Regions from separate parts of the Homo sapiens genome. Here region 2 is linked to region 1. Evidence: read pairs that join two places in POLR2A ChIA-PET (ENCODE). Cell type or tissue: endothelial cell of umbilical vein. All regions are shown on one strand. Links, peaks and the distances in the headings refer to the core of each region. The heading gives the core; the rest is flanking DNA.

The links. ChIA-PET counts read pairs that join two places held together with the same protein. Peaks named below come from ENCODE experiments on the same cell type or tissue, not always from the same donor. Only the 100,000 strongest peaks of a DNase experiment are listed, where the experiment ranks them.
Region 2: POLR2A ChIA-PET joins it to region 1 with 12 read pairs; 4 of 35 experiments call an interaction of 5 or more read pairs at or near these places.

Annotation. Positions count from the first base shown.
Region 1 is chr17:63,354,651-63,362,367 of GRCh38, forward strand. TANC2 (tetratricopeptide repeat, ankyrin repeat and coiled-coil containing 2) reads left to right here. Exons shown (of 28, transcript NM_001394998.1): 14 at 133-740. Among named protein-coding and RNA genes, the nearest start is that of CYB561, 88 kb to the right of the region's middle. RefSeq lists enhancers at 6,293-6,793, 6,794-7,294. In endothelial cell of umbilical vein, for the core only: no CTCF peak of the experiment used is centred there; DNase peaks (open chromatin) are centred at 1,781 and 3,581; H3K27ac peaks cover 885 bases.
Region 2 is chr17:63,171,795-63,179,511 of GRCh38, forward strand. The region is part of intron 5 of TANC2 (tetratricopeptide repeat, ankyrin repeat and coiled-coil containing 2); the gene reads left to right. Among named protein-coding and RNA genes, the nearest start is that of TANC2, 210 kb to the left of the region's middle. In endothelial cell of umbilical vein, for the core only: no CTCF peak of the experiment used is centred there; no DNase peak of the experiment used is centred there.

The sequences.
Region 1 (7,717 bases), core at 850-5,849:
CTAATACTTGATCATGTTTCCCTGTTTGGCCACTTCGAAGTTCAGAATACATTTGTGAACCTCATAGTTTATCACAAGAGTTAGGGGAAACTGAAGGTCTTTCTGTCTCTTTCTCTCTCTCCATCTTTTTAGGAAATTACCAAGCTGCTGCCTTTCCATAGGATTTTTTTGGATCGACTAGAAGAGAATGAAGCCATAGACCAGGACCTGCAGGCTTACATCCTGCACCGGATACACAGCAGCTCAGAGATCCAGAATAACATTTCACTTAATGGCAAAATGGACAATACTACATTTGGCAAACTCAGTTCTCATCTCAAGACCCTCAGTCAAGGGTCCTATCTATATCTGAAACTTACATTTGACCTCATAGAGAAAGGCTATCTAGTGTTAAAGAGCTCTAGCTACAAAGTAGTTCCTGTTTCGCTCTCAGAGGTTTATTTACTCCAGTGCAATATGAAGTTCCCAACCCAGTCTTCCTTTGACCGGGTGATGCCTCTCCTGAATGTGGCAGTGGCCTCTCTCCACCCACTGACTGATGAGCATATCTTCCAGGCCATCAATGCTGGGAGCATTGAAGGCACACTAGAATGGGAGGATTTTCAGCAGAGAATGGAGAACCTCTCCATGTTCCTAATCAAGCGCAGAGACATGACTCGTATGTTTGTACATCCTTCTTTTCGAGAATGGCTTATCTGGAGAGAAGAAGGAGAGAAAACCAAATTTCTCTGTGATCCGAGGTAAGACATATATCTGTGATAAACAATTCTGAGTCTGTTTTCTGTTTATTGCATGGAGTGTGAGTATTGAAAGTAGAAGTGTTCTTCATTGAACATTTCACATAGAAGAGACATCATCTGTGTTTCTTCTCAAGGCAAGGCTATAATGAGGTTAACTAATTTATTGTTTTACAATGTTATTTCCTTAAGACTCAACATCTGCATAGATATTTAGAATGCTATCCTACGTTCCTGTGTTCTTCTAAATAATTTTCACTGACCCCACAGGGTTCACAGGCTATAATTAAGTTAACCATTTAATGGACTTCCTCAGTATTATTATTCTGATATGAAGAAAGAATTGATATATTGTAAATCTCTTTGATTTAGGGCAGAATCATTTCAAAGTTTTTATTGCCCTTTTATAAAACCTTATCATTTTTAAAGTTTCCAGTGACTAAATCCATTAAAGTCCAGCCAATGCTAAGCTTTATACTAGAAAATACAATCTTAAACCTCCTAGCTGAAAAAGATTTGAAGAGATCAGCTGGTCTATCCATGCTGCCTTTAGATACGTAAGGTGTCATTATCTCCATTTTGCTATAAAGGCCTTAAGATGCTGGATCAACTTGCACAAAGTCATAAGGTTAATACATGGGAGAAGGGAGGGGCACACACCAGAATAGGGATCACAAGTGCATGATATATCCCACCACTCCCCACCCCACACGCACAACAGGATCACTGATTTACCCCAGCACTCTTTCCCAATGAGCTTGAACCTGACTTGAGAATCTTTCTCAACTCAAACCAGACTAGATATGAAACTGTTTCCCTTTTTATTGCATGAAACCTAGTTCTCTGGCATCCTGGTCGGGGTGTGCTTTTACTCCGTCATACTAACATTTTTAAAGACGTATTCCTTTAATAAAGTTGGTGTTTTCAAAAGCCGGGTACATTACTGACTTCATGGAAACAAAGAAGACACCAACAACATAGCTGGCAAATGCAGAGCTTATTTTGGCTCAAAAAGAAGAGGCCAGATTTGACTATGCCTCACATGTGACTCATCAGAAAGAATAAAACTCTGTGTTCATGCTGGGGTTTTATTGCCCTTCACCGTGTCCTTCACCAGGCCTTATTAGAGACAACTGTACTGTGGGCATGCTGCTCAGCCTACTCCATGCTGATTCATCAGAAAATTAGTTCCAGATTATGATGAAGATATTAAGCCAGGCAATAGACTTTGTAGCATTTTCTCTGAGAGGGAAGCTTTTTTAAAGAAACATGCTGTAGTGGAAAGAACATAAACTCTTGAGTCAAATTACCTGCATATAAATCCTGCCTCTTCTAGGAACTTTGACCTTTGGAAAAAGTTACATAGTGTTTCTAAGACTTAGTTTTCTTATCTACATAAGAGCAATAATAATGCCTTTTTTCTAGAGTTGTTGAGAAGTTAAGTGAGGTCATATAGTATGATGCCTAGAATAGTACAGAGTAAAAGAAACACTTGGGGTATGTTCTTTTTCCTCCCCTCACCCTGCAGTAATAGACCCTTCTGGTGTATCTTAGTTAAATCCTGTGGCTAATCGGATAGCGACAGCCATCTTCTGCTGTTATCATTTTGGAGCACAAGATTTTAAAAAGAAACAATAAAAACAATCCAAGTCCCTTCTGTGAATTGTATGATGTTCCCAAAAGGATTTTACTATAAATCCTACTAGAGCTGTTGTCAATATTTAATACAAAGAACTGGCAACTATGTATATAGGAAAAAGAAACTAATGTAGAATTGCCTAATAAACGCTTTGAGATCAGTTCCCAGAGAAACTTTGCTAGCTGATCTGGGACCTTAGATCCTGGGACATCTCAGAGGATTGAAAGCTGAGGTCCAAGGCAACCAGACTACCACTGAATTAATAGTATCCTTACAACAGATGAAATCCTCAGGGGCTCTCAGAGGAGAAAATACGGCTTTTATACAGCCATATCATGACTATACAGGCTTTGCCTTCTCAACATCGCATTTTAACTAGGAGTTTTGCAGCAACCGACTGATGCACTGGGACAAGAGGAGCAGGTACTTCCAACTTCAAATCCTGTATAATCCGTTCCCTGATGATTGAATAGCATGGCTGCTGAGAGATCATCTTATTTCACTTAATGGCAGAGAGTAAAATTGTAAACAGGACCAGGAGTTATCAAAAAAAGCTTTCTTAGATTTCATTTCAGTTGGAACTCAGCCCCCTCCCCAGCAATGGCTGGCACCAACCTTGTTACTAAAGTACTGAAGTATTGATCTCAGTGCTTAAGGCTCCCTAGGTCAATGAGATGGAAATTCACTAAGAATTTAATGCTATTGGCAAAGCCCAAGCTGGTCTTTCAAAGCAGCTGGCTGCACTTGTTTTCCATTTCAGGCAGGTCTGATTAGCAGGACTCTCTCCAGGCATGGTTTGTCTTTGTGGCCTTCAGCCTCCACTTCTTGCACATTGTTTCTCCTTCTGTTCTCCACTTTCTCTCCTTCTCTCTAAAGCATCTTTCAGTAGATCAAAGAAGACCAATTCAGTGCCTCTGAAATCACACCAGGTAAGCCAGTGCCTGACATGTACATCTCTGTGGTGTAAGGAGAGCTTCCAGAGGCAACACAACATTCTTACCCTTTTTAGTCCATTTTCCTGGGCTTTCAGCACTCAATTGCCAAAAAGTAGTTGATCTTCTCCAGAAATAGGCTACCCAAGGAGGTTGCTTCTGCCTGAGCTGAAAAGAGTCAGTAATCTGAGAATGGTGCTGGAAGCAGGAAATAGCAGAGCCAGAGGTTAATGCTACAGCTGAGATTGAGTTTTCATTATTTTGAATACCAGACTGCTTATTGTCTCAGAATCTGGGCAAGGACTTGACCTACCAGAGAGAATGACCTAACGTTACATAGATGTATCGTTGTCTCATTGTCATAGAAATAAATGAGTAACAAGGTGAGTAGAGTGAGAGAGAGAGAGAGAGAGAGAGAGTATGTGTGTGTGTGTGTGTGTGTGTGTGTGTGTGTATGTGTGTGTGTATCAAACTGTAAGCAGAGTATCACTGAAGAATCTTTTAGATTTGCAGTTTAGGTAAAATATGCCCCTTGAAGCAATCACAAACCTTAGACCATACCACCTCATTCTGCTCTCTGTTTCCCACTGTTCATCACTGTCAGCCTTCTGACATACCCTGAACTTAATCTGTCCTATGTTTTATTCTCTTGGGCACGGAGATATCAGATTAACTCACTAATTTAATAAGCGAATTCCTGCTATTATGCTAATAGTAAAGAGATGGAAAACCTATTTGAGGCAACTTGTGCATTTAAAATAAGACATTTGAGAGAAGTAGTCATCGGCCTTTGTTAGGCAACCTTTTAGTGACTCTCATAGTAGAAATTTAAGGCTGATAGAGTAGACAGTCGGAGCTACCAGCCTTGTGGTGCAGTCCAGTTACTGCTTAATATTTCTATATCGCTTTAGGCTCGCCCTGAATAAATCTCCACTCTGTTCTGTTTCTATTCCTCATTTTCTCAATTTTCATGATATCTAACTTTCCCTTCCATAGGAACGGCTCTCAGATTAATATTTGTGTGTGTGTGTGTGTGTGTGTGTGTGTGTAAGATTTTGCCAGAGATTAAAAGACTACTGCGTTATTATGTGTGTATTTTTGTGGGGTTTGTTTTTATTTTTTTAATACAGTATCTCACTCTGTCACTCAGGCTGGAGTGCAGTGGCACAGTCACGGCTCACTGAAGTCTCAACCTCCTGGGCTCTGGCAATCCTCCTACCTTAGCTTCCTGTGTAACTGTGACCACAGGCACATGCCACCATGCCTAATTTTTTTTGTTTGTAGAGAAAGAGTCTTACTGTGTTCCTGGTCTCAAACTCAGGTTCAAGCCATCCACCCACCTTGTCCTCCCAAAGTGCTGGGATTACAGGGATGAGCTACTGCACCAGCATTTTTTTTTTTTTTTCGAGACAGAGTGTCCTGTCACCCAGGCTAGAGTGCAGTGATGCGATTTCACATCACTGCAACCTCTGCCTCCTGAGTTCAAGCAATTCTCCTGCCTCAGCCTCCCAAGTAGCTGGGATATTACAGGTACCTGCTACCTTGCCCGGCTAACTTTTTTGTATTTTTAGTAGAGACGGAGTTTCACCAATTTGGCCAGGCTGGTCTCGTACTCCTGACCTCAGGTGGTCTGCCCACCTCAGCCTCCCAAAGTGCTAGGATTACAGGCATAAGCCACCGTGCCCAGCCTAGCCAGCCTTATTTTTAAATGTTTGAATAAGATACAAGAAGCTTGTTGTGAACTTCATGTAATGAGTGTTGAGTTGATACAACCTAATGAGATTGTGATGTGGGAGCCTAAGGTTGTGATGTGGGAGCCTAATTTGGTTTGACCTGATTTCCTCAAATTAAAGACAGCAAATCCTGTGATGAATGGAAAGGGAAAAGGCGACACAAATCCTACCTATACCATGGGATAGTTGAGTACTTACTTGATTCTTTATGACCAGAATTGATTGCTTATAATAAGTGGTTTGTCGAGGTTTTTCCTAATTTATTTGACCATATTAGTAAGTGAATTACACGTTGGAGACCTGATGCTCCAAAATCCATTGCCACAAAGCAGGGTGTCAGAGAACAAGCAGTTTGTCTAAGGAAAAAGAGAGGGTGTCCTCCCCAAAGTGAAAAATAACTGTGCCAGAGGTCTGTATAACAGGGCTTCTTATAGAATAGATGGGGTTGAAATGACTACAAAATAAATGGTGAGTTGAAGTTTGTGTTGATTTTGTTTTTTAAATCTAAATATGAGCCTCCAGGCAAGATGACAATTAACCTTACCCTCACTGAAGCACAAACTTGAGGTCACTGCTCCTGATAGCCATTGCAGGCTCCCAGAGCAGACCCTTAAACTGGAGGATGGGTTCTGCTTTCTCAAAGCATTAGGAGAGAATTCAGCAAAATGATGAAGCATGGGAAGGAAAAAGGGCCTCTTAGAACTAAATCAACCCTTAGGAGGCTTGGAAGAGTTAAAGCAGAGAAAAGAGAATGTACCAGACATCTTTTATTCACACTTTCAATTTTTTTTTAATTTTTAATTTTTGTGGGTACATGGTATATACATACATACATATATATATATATGGTTACATGAGATATTTTGATATAGGCATGCAGTGTGTAATAATCACATCAGGGTAAAATATCCATCACCTCAAGCAGTTATCCTTTGTGTTTCACACAATCCAATTATACTCTTTTAGTTATTTTTAAATGTTTGATTAAATTATTTTTTACTCTAGTCACCTTGTTGTGCCAGCAAATTCTAGGTCTTATTTATTCTTTCTATGTTTTGTACCCATTAGCCATGCCCCCCCTTTCCACCAACCCCTCCCCAGTCCTGACTACCCTTCCTAGCTGGTAACCTTCCCCTACTCTCTATCTCCATGAGTTCAATTATTTTAATTTTTAGCTCTGACAGATAAGTGAGAACACGCAATGTCTGTCTTTCAGTGCCTGGCTTATTTCACTTAACGTAATGACCTCCAGTTCCATCCATGTTGTTGTAAATGACAGGGCCTCATTCTTTTTTATGGCTGAATAATACTCCGTTGTGTATATGCACCACATTTTGTTTATCCATTTGTCTGTTGGTGGACACTTAAGTTACTTCCAAATCTTGGCTGTTGTGAGTAGTGCTGTAACAAACATGAAACTGCAGATATCTCTTCAATATACTGATTTCCTTTCTTTTGGGTATATACATAGGACTGGGATTGCTGGATCGTATGGTAGTGTCACAGGATCTTTGGGGTGTTGCTTTGCCAGCCAGAAACCTCTGTGGCTGACAGAGCCTTCTGCCTGAGTATTGCTCACACCCTTTGGGATCGTTCTGCCTACTCAGCTCAGCAGGCTGCACTCAGCTCGTGCTACTGGCCCAGATCCCACACCTCCCAAGGGTGAGCCAGGCACAGAACAGTGAGCAGTGTGTGGACAAGAGAGCATGGGGTCCAGCCACTGCACAACCAGGCACGCTGGCTGCTGCAGCAGGGCAGGCAACTCCAGGCACCAGCACAGGTGCCAGCTGCATGTGAGGCTGCGGTTGTACCAAACATATTGCACGCAGCTTCCACTGCAGGCAACCACGTCTGGACAAGGGGAATGCGGTGGCACCTGGAAGCTTGGAGACACCAGGAACTGCTGAGCCCAAAGAGGGTGTCACAGCCATAGCTCAGGGAGTCCCTAGGTCTGGGCTCCTCAAAGAACTGCAGCTCTTCTCTCCTTCTCATCGTCCACAATGTGGCGAGCAGTGGGGCATGTTTCAGCTCTTTCAGTCCCGCCATTCAGCAGGTCCTGAGGTCTTGTCCTGCATCCAGGAAGAATGATGTTCATGGACAACTGGAGAGTGAGCAATGCAGAGAGGAGCTTCATTGAGCAACAGAACAGCTCTCAAGAGATCCAAAGTGGGAAGCTCCTTTCCACAAGCAGGTCATCCCTGCAAGTGTCCAGTTCTCACCAGAGAGGAGACCTGGATTGAGTAGCTCCTATGCACAGGCAGGTTGTCCCGACAAGTGTACAACCCTCAGCAGAGAGGAGACCTGGAATGGGTAGCTTCTATCTACAGGCAGTTTGTCCCATCAAGTGTGCAGCCCTCAGCAGAGAGGAGACCTGGAGTGGATAGCTCCTATGTACAGGCAGGATGTCCCAACAAGTGTGCAACCCTCAGCAGAGAGGAGACCTGGAATGGGTAGCTCCTATCTACAGGCAGGTTGTCCCATCGAGTGTTCAGCTCTCAGGGGAGAGGAGACATGGAGTGGGTAGCTCCTATCTGCAGGCAGGTTGTCTCATCTCTGTGAGTTTGGCTGAGTCCAGGGTTTTTATGGGCTTCAGAAGGGAGGACATGCATGCTAATTGGTTCATGGGCAGGCCTGGAAAAAGCACCATAAGTTCTCACTCAGGGCCATGGACTCCAC
Region 2 (7,717 bases), core at 993-5,992, 180 kb before region 1:
TGTTAATCCCTGTAAATCCTCTTTGGTACTGTGGAACAGAAAGCTGCCCTTAAAATCTAAAGGTATTATTTGTTTTACATAGTTTCTTTTACATGTCTTAAAGTGAAAGAGCATTGGTTAGAATTCATTTGTGTAGAAGTAAAACTTCCATTACAATGAAGGGCATAAAATATGGATGCTGTTTTCTGGTTCCTTACCAGAGCAATGATATTTTATTTTCTTGGTTAAAATTTATTCTATACAGTGAATTATCCAGTACAATAACTGCCTTATCTCGTCCCTAACCAAGTAACATTTTTTATAATGACACTGATTATATGCTGGTTGCCCTGGAGAGAAGAAAGAATTAAACTACAGCTGAGTCATCACAGCATTTTTCTTTTTCTTTCTTTTCTTTTCTTTTTTTTTTTTTTTTAGATGGAGTTTCACTCTTGTTGCTCAGGCTGGAGTGCAATGACACATTCTCAACCCCCGCCTCTCAGGTTCAAGCGATTCTCCTGCCTCAGCCTCCTGAGTAGCTGGGATTACAGGCGCCCGCCACCATTCCCAGCTAATTTTTTTGTATTTTTAGTAGACAGGGTTTCACCATGTTGGCCAGGCTGGTTTTGAACTCCTGACCTCAGGTGATCCACCCACCTCAGCCTTCCAAGGTACTGGGATTACAGGTGTGAGCCACCGCCCCCGGCCATCACAGCATTTTTCTAATGAAAACTTTTAATAACTGCAGTCCCTCAGTCATTTCTTCTCAAACATCCAAACAAGAAAAATAAACACTAAAATTATGAAAATCACCCATTTAAATAATTTAATACATCATCTCCTTTATGCCTGCTACTGTATCCATAGTGATGTAGTCACTGAAACATAGTAGGTGTTCACTAAATGTGTGCTGAATGAGTGAAATGAACCTAAGAACTCAGAGGAAGGGAAAAAGAAGAAACTTAGTATGTTATAAATATATATAAATAACATATGTTCTCTCTACTAAGAATTTCTCTTTAGACTTTCTAATTTACTGCAAAAAGGCTTATAAGCCTGAACAACTACAACTATGACTTCTTAATCTGTGTTTATAATCTAATTTCACTACCTTGGGGGTTAGGAGGGTAGGGAGTGGTATATCTTTTAGTGGTTTTTGATTTTTCATTGTTTTAAATTTCTGCTAAATTATCTTCTTCCATGGAAGGGAGGCTACATACAAGGTAAATGCGAATGGCATATCAGAAGGAAGGTGCGTAAAACTTTACTGGATCAGAATTCTGCCATATCCACCACCTAAGATCAATCAGTGTGAGGGAAAGGGAATAAATGTAATTAGATAACATAATTGTCTATAAAACAAAGAGAATTTCAGGAAAATATCTGTTAGCAAAATATAACACATTTATCCTCAAAAATCAAGGAAAAAAGAGAAATACATGAAGTTTATCTTAACACTATCCTTTGAGAGACTGAGTGTGTAGACAGACAGTGACCATATATAAAAATAGAACTCTGTCCTCTGGTCTGCAGCAACCAACCCAAGAAACCAACCTGCTATCTACAAGTCAGACCACTGTCTCTAGCAGACAGTCCAAGAAGATAACAGTAACCCTTGTAACAATCAGGACAAAATGGCCAGGGCTTGATTATTAACTGATGACCTCTCTAATTTTTGCCCTTGCTTCCAACTTAAGACCAACTGGAGAAAGCCAAATATGCACCCCTAATCAATCTCATGGTATGCCCTGTTTCTAGTTAACCTGCCTGTAGCTTCTCCAAGCCAGGTGCTTCCAGTTAGCGCATATCTGAAGCCTTTCCTTTTTTCTATTATAAAACTTTCCCATTCCTGTGCCTGCCTTTGGGTCTCTGCCAAATGCAGGTGATTGTGGCTGACTCCCCTGCTGTAGCAAGTGCTGAATAAACAGGCTTTTCCTGTTAATATTGGGGTGATCTTCACTTCATGCCCTTTTCACATAATTACACTGTTCTAAGAATATGTATGACTTCCATGCTTGAACATACATACACAAAATAAATTTTTTAATAATAATCAGACTTATTCATATAAAAAAATTAAGTGATGTAACTGGCTTCCTTATGCTTTATGAGAACAATAGCATAGCACCGATGGTAGTAAAAATGACAAGAACACTATTTCACCTGGAACAATAGCTACTATAATTCCACTCTACAAGTTCTTTCTTTTACTGGCCTGGGTTGTTAACACCTTCACCTTAGCATCCTCCCCTACAGCCACTTGTGCCATTCTCTTTTGTTGGTACCTTATGAACTTCATGACAGCTGCCATGCTGTCACTGCCAGTGACGAAGGCAGATTTTTGACATGACTTTGGCATCTATTAATGTCTTAGTGATGCATAATTTTCCACATTAATTGATTTGACTTAGTCATCTCTTGGCAGTAAAGCTATGCAGGGTGAGGTAAAGCCCTTTTCTGGTATACTCTTTCAATTCTTTACAGTACTTCTAGTTTTACAGCTCTTTTGTTACCCTCATTTTCTTACAGCCTTATACTACCTCCACTCCACCTACCTTTATCCCCACTTGGAGAAACTTGAAATCTGTTTCCTGGAATTAAGTTGGAAAACACAAAGTTTCAAAGTGTTGCCCCCCCAAATTGTTGCTCCTACGAACATTAAAGAAAGTTTCTGTATACATTTAGGGACATGCTTGAAGAATTGAGAATGTAATCTTTGTCCATCTCCGTTTCTGGTTTAAGAAACCTGATGCTAGAGCTAATTAATTCCTTAGCATATCATCATTATTTCTACCAAATTTGGTGTAAATAAAGCCCCTGGTAACCTGCTTTGATATGTCAGTATTCCAGAGTAAATGCGGAGATTCCCCTCTCCTACTCTAACTACTTTTACATTACATAAATATGTTTGTATGTTAGCAGAGCAATATATAAACACAAATACCTGTAATATAGATTTCTATAATTGCATTTATATAAATGTAATTACATATATAAATGTGTTCAGAAGAGAAGGTCAGTGAGGTCACTATATAAAAATGAATGGTATTGCTATATTCTAGCAAAGAACCATTGGAAAATTAAATCCAAAAACAATTTAATTTACAACAGCATCCAATATCATAAAATTATCAGAGATAAATTTAGCAAAATTTGATCAAGACTTGTACACTAAAAATTATAAATAAACATTGTTAAGACCAATTAAAGACAACCAACAGATTTCTCATGTTTATGGATTATAAGATCCAATATTGGTAAAATAGCAATTTCCCCAAATTGAGTGAACATAATCCAAAGAAAAAAACTATTTGTAGACATTTGCAAACTAATACGAACATGCAAATGACCTAGAATACCCAAAGCAATTTTTCAAAAGGATAACGAAGTTTAAAGCAATTTTACAAAAGAATAATAAAGTTAAAGGACTTATTTTTAAATAAAAATGTTAGGGAAATTAAGTGGAGAAATGGACATTGACCCTTACCTCATACCATACACAAAAGTTAAGATTTAGCTGAGGCTGAAGGATTGCTTAAACCTAGGAGTTTGTGACCAGCCCTGGCAACCTAGCAAGATCCGGTCTCTAGAAAAAATTTAAGAATTAGCCAGGTGCAGTGCTGTGTGCCTGTAGTCTCAGCTATTCAAGAGGCTAAGGCAAGAGGATTGCTGGAGCCCAGTAGTTTGAGGCTGCAGTGAGCTATGTTGGTGCCACTGCACTCTTACCTGGGCGACGGAGTGAGACCCTGTCTCCCCCGCCAAAAAAAAAAAAAAAAAAAAAAGATTTAGACCTAAATGTAAGAGCTAGGACTGAATCTTTGCAACCTTGGGGCAAGCAAAGATTTCTTGGATAGGACATGAGAAATGTGAGTCATAAAAGAAAAATGTGCAAAATTGGACTTTACCTAAATTTAAAAGTTTTGTTCTTCAAAATACAGTGTTTAGAAAATGGAAAGTGGAGCCATAAAATAGGAGAAAATATCAGTGTACATATACCTGACACCCTTGATCCAAAATAAATAAACCCTTACTACTAATTAACAAGAAGACAACTGAATTTTTTTTGGCTTGAAACAACCACCATTTTATTATGACAACTGAAGTTTTAAAATGGATGAAATATTTGAACAGTTGTTCACAAAAGAAGATGTAAGAGTGGTCACTAAACACGTGAAAAGATGTTCAACACCATTATCAGGAGAACTGCAAATTAAAACCAGAATGAGATACCACTGTGTATTTATTAGTATAACTAAAATTAAAAAGGCTCTCACTGCCAAGTGTTGGCGAGAATATGGAGGAACAGGAACTCTCATGCACAGCCTGGGAGAGTATAAAGTCACCAGTCACTTTGGAAACTGGCAATTTCTTATGAAGCTAAAATTATAAACTTTATAACTCAGCCATTACACACCTATGTGTTTTCCAAAGAGAAATTAAAATATATGTCCACTTAAAGACTTTACATGGACATTTATAGCACTTTTATACATATCAGCCAAAAACTGGAAACAATACAATGTTTATCAGCAGGGAAACAACAAAATGTGGTATCCATACAAAGGAATACTGCTCAGCTATGAAAAGGAGCAAACTATTAACATACTCAACAACATGACGATCTGTAAAACAGGCTGAATGAAAAACCAGACTAGAATACATACTGTTTAATTCCTTATATAACCTATTTAATTACTTATATAAGCTTATGTAAGATTATAGAAAATAGAAACTAAAATAACAGAAAAAAGGCCGGTTGCGGTGGCTTACGCCTGTAATCCCAGCACTTTGGGAGGCTGAGGCGGACGGATCACAAGGTCAGAAGATCGAGACCATCGTGGCTAACACAGTGAAACCCCGTCTCTACTAAAAAATACAAAAAATTAGCCGGGTGTGGTGGCGGGCACCTGTAGTCCCAGCTACTCAGGAGGCTGAGGCAGGAGAATGGCCTGAACCCGGGAGGCGGAGCTTGCAGTGAGCCGAGATCGTGCAGCTGCACTCCAGCCTGGGCGACAGAGCAAGACTCCATCTCAAAAAAAAAAAAAAAAAAAACAGGAAAAAGATCAGTGGTTGCCTGGGACTAGAGTTGAGAGTGAGTTTGCCTGCAAAGGGACACATACAGACTTCCAGAGAGTAATGAAAATGTTCAGTATCTTGATTTTGGTAGTTTTACCAGATGTATATATTTATCAAAATTTACTGAATTGCGGCTGGGCACGGTGGCTCACACCTGTAATCCCAGCACTTTAGGAGGCCGAGGTGGGCGGATCACTTGAGGTCAGGAGTTTGAGACCAGTCTGGCCAACATGGTGAAACCCCATCTCTACTAAAAATACAAAAAATTAGCTGGGCATGGTGGCACACACCTGTAGTCCCAGCTACTCAAGAGTCTGAGGTGGGAGAATCGCTAGAACCCAGGAGGTGGAGGTTGCAGTGAGCCATGACTGTGCCATTGTACTCCAGCCTGGGTGACAGAGTGAGACTCTGTCTCAAAAAAAAAAAAAAAAAAACACAAAATTTATTGAATTGTATATGTTATATAGGTAATAGTTTATTATTTGCCAATTATAGTTTTAGAAAGAGAAGATCAGTAGATGAATAGGAAATGGAATTGAATCTGGAATAAGATAGCAACTAGATGGTAGTGAGTGAGTAGGAAAATGACTAAGAGAATGCTTAGATTGAGCAGAAAATATATGGTAAGAAAAGCCACTAGAATTTTATCGTAGTCTGCTAATTAAGTTATGGTTGTATTTGAGTCAAATACCTAAAAATTAAATGCCTACAATAATGGTACATGAGAAACCACTCCAAAACTTACAGCAACCAAAAATAAGCACTTTAAAAAACTCATGGGCTTGCAAGTATTGGTTGAAATGGCTCTGATTCGTGCTGTAGGTTGGCTGGATGGCTCTAGCATTCAAGTTGAGCTCATCATCTGTGATTGTTTCTGGGTTCAGGCTGAAGGGGTATCAGCCAGGAGCTTCTCCTGGTGTATCACCAGAGCACAAGAACACAAGTTAAACTGTACAGGCACATTTCAAGCCTCTCCTCGTAAGATCGCATTGTCCAAATAAAGTCACTTGGACAAATCCAAAAAAGTTTTATTGTGGGAAGTATAAATAAACATAACCCCAAGGTACTTCTATGTCCCTATCCTCCAGTTTCAACAATTATCTCTATTTTGCAACTCTTGTTTCTTATATTTCTTCCCTCTTCTATTATGCTCAAGGGCACTAATAAATATGGAGCAGCGCCTTAAAACCAACTGCCCTGGGCCAGGTGCGGTGGCTCACGCCCGTAATCCCAGCACTTTGGGAGGCCAAGGTGGGCGGGTCACAAGGTCAGGAGATCGAGACCATCGTGGCTAACACGGAGAAACCCCATCTCTACTAAAAAAATACAAAACATTAGCCGGGCGTGGTGGAGGGCGCCTGTAGTCCCAGCTACTCGGGAGGCTGAGGCAGGAGAATGGCGTGAACCCGGGAGGCGGAGCTTGCAGTGAGCCGAGATCGCGCCACTGCACTCCAGCCTGGGCGACAGAGCAAGACTCTGTCTCAAAAAAAAACACAAAAAACTGCCCTATGGGCGCACATAAGCTAGAGGTGGTTGCTTTGATTCTTGAAAAGTAGTGGGCATTGATTCTCACAGCTAGGAGCTCAGTTTTGGAAGGATGTGGAAGAGCTTCCGTGCCTTTTTCAACATTTGTTGTGACAAATTGCGGCCCCTGCTTTTAGCAGCTGCTTATTTTCTAACATTCCTCAGAACAATGAAAAATTCAGGTAATCGTTCGAGAACTAAGAAATGAAAATATAGCCAGGTTTGCTTTGGCAGTTGGGCCAAACTAATCATTGTTTTTACAACTCTGTTAAAGAGAAAGCATGAGTTTATTTGATTAAATATGGCACAGATTTCTAAGTCTTGAAATAGATGAGAATAAGCAGTTTATAATCAACAAATCAGAAAATGTAAACAATCTGATGTGCAAATGCTAAAAGAATGCTGAGAATTAAGAGAGTCTGGGGAACTAGAGATATAGTGTTTGTGTATTATTTGTGTGCAGCTTGCCATGTTAGGAATACAGATTAGGAATTTGGATACATTGGCTATTAGACATTCATTTCTTGGCACAGTTTTAATCATTGTTTAATCCCTGTGCACACTGGCTACCTTAAGTAGAAGGTACTTTTTTCAAATGTTGTAAAGTGTAAACCATCTCTGACTGGAGAATTGGCATCATCAAGAAAATAATGACCAACATATATTCTGAAATATTCAGTACCTGCTTTTTTACAGAATCCTCTTTTTGAGGGGGCCTGTATTATATTTATCACAGAGTTTAATTTACTGTGATTTAATTAAACTTTATTTTTTTATTTCCCCCGTGAGACTATAAACTCCTCAAGAATAAGGGACTGTGCTCATTGTATCATCAGATAATTCTGCTAGATGCTGTTAAAGATAAAAATATATTAAGTAGCTATTTAGACAATTTGTACTTAATAATCACAGTTTTCTTGGCAGGATGATGAAATGGTTGAGAACATAGGCTCAAGAACCAGATTGCTTGGACTTAAATATTGTCTCTGTTACTTAACTAACTCTGTAACCATAGACAAGCAAGAACTTAATCTTTGTGTACCTCACTTTTGCTATTTGTAAGATAAGAAATGTCGTGAAGATTAAATGATTTAATACATATAGTGCATTTAGAAAAGTACAGTAATATCTCAATAAG